2 separate regions of the Homo sapiens genome follow, and region 2 is linked to region 1. A link is a loop called in an ENCODE intact Hi-C map of the cell type or tissue named here. Cell type or tissue: CD14-positive monocyte. All regions are shown on one strand. Each heading gives the region's core, and the rest is flanking DNA. Links, peaks and the distances in the headings are about the cores only. Region 1 has its middle 24 kb from the start of MKI67. Region 2 overlaps PTPRE (protein tyrosine phosphatase receptor type E).

The links. Peaks named below come from ENCODE experiments on the same cell type or tissue, not always from the same donor. Only the 100,000 strongest peaks of a DNase experiment are listed, where the experiment ranks them.
Region 2: it touches region 1 in a loop (4-fold over the local background); 12 of 110 quality-filtered maps call a loop at or near these places.

What each region holds. Positions count from the first base shown.
Region 1 is chr10:128,148,600-128,151,504 of GRCh38, forward strand. No RefSeq gene overlaps it. Among named protein-coding and RNA genes, the nearest start is that of MKI67, 24 kb to the left of the region's middle. RefSeq lists a silencer at 1,401-1,840. In CD14-positive monocyte, for the core only: CTCF peaks have their summits at 1,610 (motif pointing left) and 1,809; a DNase peak (open chromatin) is centred at 1,562; H3K4me3 peaks cover 1,099 bases; H3K27me3 peaks cover 650 bases.
Region 2 is chr10:128,034,338-128,037,242 of GRCh38, forward strand. All of the region lies in intron 2 of PTPRE (protein tyrosine phosphatase receptor type E), which reads left to right. Among named protein-coding and RNA genes, the nearest start is that of AS-PTPRE, 27 kb to the right of the region's middle. In CD14-positive monocyte, for the core only: CTCF peaks have their summits at 1,329 (motif pointing right) and 1,538; a DNase peak (open chromatin) is centred at 1,374.

The sequences.
Region 1 (2,905 bases), core at 214-2,713:
AAAAAAAAAAAAAAAAAAAACAAACCAACCAGATACAATTCATGGGGCTTATTGGGACCTGAATTGGAAAAATCAACTGTTACAACTCTTAACTACACTTTTATGAAGCAGTTGGAGAAATTTGAACATTGAAATTTGATGGCATCCAGGAAATACTTTTTGGTGTGATGATTTTATTATTAGTGTGGCAATGGCATTGTTATATTAAAAAGAGTCTTTAACTGTTAGTGACACACCCTGGAATATTTATGGAGAAAGAGAGATGATTTCTCACATTTGCTCCAAAATAACCCCACAGGGGTGGGGTACAGTGTGGTTAAGTGTCCTGGGGGTGGGGATTAATAGGTGACACCTAGCTATGAACATCAATCTCTGAAGCTAGGTGATGGGTACACGGGGTTTGTGTATTTTCTTTTCTTTTTTTGAGATGGAGTCTCTCTCTGTGGCCCAGGCTGGAGTGCAGTGACGCGATCTCGGCTCACGGCAACCTCCGCCTCCTGGGTTCAAGGATTCTCCTGCCTCTGCCTCCCCAGTAGCTGTGATTGCAGGACCGTGCCACCACGCCCAGCTAATTTTTGTATTTTTAGTAGAGACAGGGTTTCACCATGTTGGCTGGTCTCGAACTTTCCACCTCAAGTAAACCGCCCGCCTCCGCCTTCCAAAGTGCTGAATTACAGGCATGAGCCACCACGCCCGGCCAGTTTGTGATTCTTTCTACTTCTGTGTATGGTTAAAATTTTGCACGAGAACAAGGTTTTACAATTAAGTGTTTCAGCCATGAAGAACATTAGGAAGTCAGTCGTGGCGGGCATGGGGTTCCGTGACAGGGGTGGAGCTGGCAGGGAGAGGTGCCAGGCCCTGGTGCCGGGGCGCGCCCTACGTCTGGGGACCCCGTCCTGGGGAGTTCCTGGGTCCCGACAGCTTCAAGGCCTCTGGCTCTGGGCGGCCTCAGCATTGTAGTGTCACCCGCCGCCGGCTTCCCGCACAGTCAGGACGACCCCGCGTCCGGTGACAGCCGTCCGACCCCTCTCAGAAAAGGAACTTCCCTTAACATTTAAAGTACATCAATTGCCAACATTTCAAACAAAAATCTAGCTTTCTGGCTTCTCTTGAAAGAGCAAAGGATCAGGTCACCTTCGCAGGCCCAGACTCCACCGTCAGCTGCCGCCGACGGAGCCCACAGAGGAGGCTCGGGCGCCCGCGCCCCCTGCGCAGCGGCCCCTCCGCAGCGGCCCCAGCCCGCGTCCCCGCAGCGCCCCTTCCGAAGCGCCCCCTCCGAAGCGCCCACAGCCCGCGTTCCCGCCCGCACCCCAGCCCGCGCCCCCTGCCCGGGTTCCCGCAGTGCCCCCTCCGCAGCGCCCCCTCCGCAGTGCCCCCAGCCCGCCTCCTCGCAGCGCCCCCCGCAGCGCCCCCCGCAGCGCCCCCAGCCCGCCCCACCTGCAGCGCCCCCAGCCTGTGTCCCCGGCCCGCGACACCAGCCGGCGCCCCGCAGCGCCCCCGCACGTCGGTCACAGGAGCGGAGCCCACGCGGCCCTGGAGCGCGGTGGCTGGGCCCGTAGCGCCACCTGGCGGCGGATCAGGGCCCCCGCGCCCTTGCGTCCTCGGAAGGGGGAGGGGAAGGGACTCCACCCTGCACCCCCCACAGCGCGCTCCCGAGGCCGTTTCCCAAGGATGCGCGGGCCCGAGGGGATGGGGACGCGGCCCGCGCGGCGCGTTCCTGGCTACCTGGAGTCTGGGAATGGCGAATCCCACTCGCAGCGGACACAGGCGAGGCGCAGCGGGACGGGATTGGTGGGAACGGAAACAGCGGTCACCTGGGAGCCCAGAACCAGCGAGTGCGCGGTGCAGCGTTCGCTTACCAAACGTTGTGGGACAAACGCCTTTCAACTGTTTCTGGACGCCAGTGGGCCGGCGTTACCCTGTTGAGCCATTCCTTTCTATTAGCTTACTATTGTTAGTATTGTTATTATTTGGAAACTTTAGCCTACAACGATATATTTATTAATTTGGAAACTTAAGACATATCTGCCCAATCAGCCACTCTGTGTTTTAGGCATTCATCTCTGGTCCGTTTGATCTCAGGCAGCGTGCTGAAAAGGATGAACCGGGCAGCTGGAGTTGTCCAGGGGCACGTAGCCTGCGGGGCGCACGGAGGGGCCTCGAGCGCGTGGCCCTGCGCGTCCCGGGGGGCGCCCGCTGTCCACAGCCGCCTAGGGAGCTCCGCCACCACCCCTCGGAGATGGAACTCCCATGACACAAATTTCCCTATATAGCAAACCTGTGCTTGTACCCCTGAACTTAAAAGTTCTCCCCCACCAAAACACAAAAAACTAAAAACTAAGGAACATTCCTTCCTAGACGTCTATAATCAGTATCATAAAGATCCCCTTGCTGGTGGTTACCCAACTAAGAGTTCATGGAGCAACAGTTTAACTTTTGTTTTCTTTTAAAATCAAAGCTGTACTTACACCTGATTTAAAAAACAAAATAGGTTTAGAAGGCTTGTTACAAATCACACACCCCCGTAACTCAGAGCAACCCTGTTCGGCCCACCTGCTGTTATTCCTTTCCCAGGAGGCAACTGCTTTGGATCCTTTTAGCTAACCAGCGGTGCAGCGACGGATTCTGTGTTGGTGCAGTCCTTCTTGCTGTCTCATGGTTGAGCACCCTTCCCACTGGGGAGATGATAAAGCACACCGGGTTCTTCCCTGTCACCGCCCGCAACCCCCACTCATGCCTTTCCTATCCATGCATGCTTCTCATGTACTTATATTGTGATTTTGACTACAACAGTGTACATTATTACAGCTATGTAAATGCTGTTTGAAGCTAAGCCATGTAGTAAATGATGGTTACCATTTACTTGATTGAACATTTATTTTTTTTTCCTGGAGTCAATTTTCTT
Region 2 (2,905 bases), core at 278-2,777, 110 kb before region 1:
ACACACACACAGAACTCTTGGCTTTTGAAACTTTTATAGAGTTAAAATTATTGAAAACAAAGGTTATGGCTGGGCATGGTGGTGGCTCACACCTGTAATCCCAGCACTTTGGGAGGTCAGGGCGGGAGGATTGCTTGAGTCTAGGAGTTTGAGACTAGCCTGGGCAACATAGTGAGACCCCCCCCATCTTTACGAAAAAAAGTCTTAAATTTTGCCAGTCATGGTGGTGCATCCCTGTAGTCCCAGCTACTTGGGAGGCTGAGATGGGAGGATCCCTTGAGCCCAGGAGGTTGAAACTGCAGTGAGCCAGTCTGGCAACAGAGTGAGACTCTGCCTCAAACAAACAAATGAGGTTATGAACAGGAAGACACTAAAACTTATTTCTACAAAAACAAGGAAGCAATAAAGTGAATTAAATGATGAGAGCTCACAAAATGCTAATCTAAAAAAATGCAGGCAATTTTATTTTAAAAATTAAAACATGAATAAGAACATTGAAAAATATATTGAATGAAACATATTAGGAACAGATAAGGCTAAGAAATTGATCAGAGCCTGTGAATGTGTGCTGAGAATAAGTATTATTTTACGTTCTCATTTTATTTTCAGATAATCAATACAAAAAGGTTTTTTTCTTTTATTTTTATTTGTTGTTGTTGTTGTTGACACAAGGTCTGGCTCTGTTGTCCAGGCTGGAGTGCAGTGGCATGATCTCGGCTATTGCAACCTCCGCTTCCCAAGCTCAAGTGATCCTCCCACCTCAGTCCAGCAAGTAGCTGGGACCACAGGCACCCATCACCGCGCCCAGCTAATTTTTTGTATTTTTTGTAGAGACAGGGTTTTGCCATATTGCCCAGGCTGGTCTCAAACTCCTGAGCTCAAAGCGATCTGTCGGCCTGGGCATCCAAAAAAAGTTTTCTTAAAAACATATATATGTATATATATACACACACACACACACAAAATATGTTATTTTGTTTTCAGAAAGATTGTTTAATTTTTAAAAATATTTTGTGAATAGAACTACTTAATAGCCTCCCAGCTTAATAAAATCAAATCATTGGTCAATAAATGTTTTAGAGAAGCATATATTTTGAATCATTTTAGCCCCCTCCTTTGCTCTCCAAGAAGTCCTGGTTTGGATGAGAAATTACATGGGACCCATTCCAGGGGCTCTCTTTAAGTGCGGTGGCTTTGAAACCTGAGTATGGCTCCCAAATCATTGTCTCCTGCTTCCTTGAGAAGAACCCTCATCTGTTTCTTAGTTGAAAGCCAAACAGCTGCAGGTTTTGACCAGGTAGGTGATGGGTTCGGGCTGCAGAGAGAAAACACTACCCTCTTGGAGCTGCAGGGGGCAGTGTGGGTCAGTCCACTGCTGGACATCCTGGGCCAGCTGGAAAGGGCACTTTCGGGTTTGGTAGGGCCAGAGGGGTCAGCTGGGCAACTCCTGCTCAGAGGCACTGGCCCAGGGATGGCCCCTTGCCCTCAAATGCCCTGAAAGCTCCAATTATTGAGGTGCCGGAGAGAAAGTCAGGGACTGGGAAACGGGGACACAAGACAGCCCCTACACTCTGGGGTCTCCTGGGCTGGTTGAGACGTCCAAAACCCAAATCACCTTACACAGGGCCAGACAGTGTGATGCCAGGAAGGACTCCATCTCAGGTCGCTCAACCTCAAAATCTGGTGGGGTCAAGTAAAGGGTGAGGAGAGAGAGGGGACCACTCCAAAAGAGGAGGCAGGGATGTTGGGAAGTGGACGGGGATCAGGAAAATCCCTTTCCTACCCTGGGTGTGTACCTCGACCTGCCTTCTGCCCTCCCCCGAGCCCAGCCACCTTTTCCCAGTCTCCTGCCGAGCTCCCTTCCTCGGGCCCTAGTGCAGTGACTTCCTGCAGCTCGCCACCTTGACCCTGGCCTTCCTCCCCAATAACCCCCACAAGGAGTGCCTCCCCCACACGCTGCACTTGCAGCCCACCTCCCCTTCTGACAAGGCCCCAGACCCCAGATGCAACTCCTACAGACAGTCTCCCCAGGAATGTTCCACTGTCCTCTCTAATGCAACCTTTCATCTTCAGTAACAACAGGACATTGCTCATAGGATTTCGGTGAGGGTTGATGAGGTCATTTATCTCAGAACCTCAGGTAGCTTATCCCGCTTCATAGGAGCCCAGTAACTGGGAGCTTATATTATTGCCTTATGCCTCCAGCTAAAAATCATCCTTATCCCCACCCTAGAGCCCCCATTGTCCTTGTCTCAGCTAATGAATGATGCTCCCTCCCACCCCAGCTCCCAAGATGGAAACCCCGATACCTTTGTTGCCCCACTTATCACCCACATCCCACTGACCACCACTGCCAGGGACCCTACCTTTGAAATCCTTCTAAACTCCCTCCCTCCTTTCCATTCCCATTGCCTCCGGCTTGGTCTTTCTTAATCCATTGCTTAGACCAATACGTCTCAAATATTAATGAGCAGAGGAACCACCGAGGAATCTTCATAAAAGGTGGGAGGTCTGGGATGGTCCTGAGACTCTGCATTCCTCACATGCTCCCAGGTGATGCTCGGGCTCCTGGACCACTCTCCGGCCGCAAAGGCTATCCTGTGTCAGGAGCTGACGCGCAGCATCCAGGGCTCCCTTTGGAAACTTTCCTGGCGGCTCATGACTCGTAGCCAAGATTTTCAAACTTCAGTCTATATAAAGCCATTATTCCCCAGATACTCGGATTTCTTCCATCTGGAGTTGGGCACAGGAGTGGGCATCATTCCTTAGTGCCCCCAGGAGACTCTAATAATGTAGATTGTTAATGGAAAATGAGCCCTTAGGGCCAAGCCAAATCTAGCATAGCATTGAGGACCTACCCAATTCCTCTTCAGACTTTTCCTCCTCACTCATCTTCTCTCACATG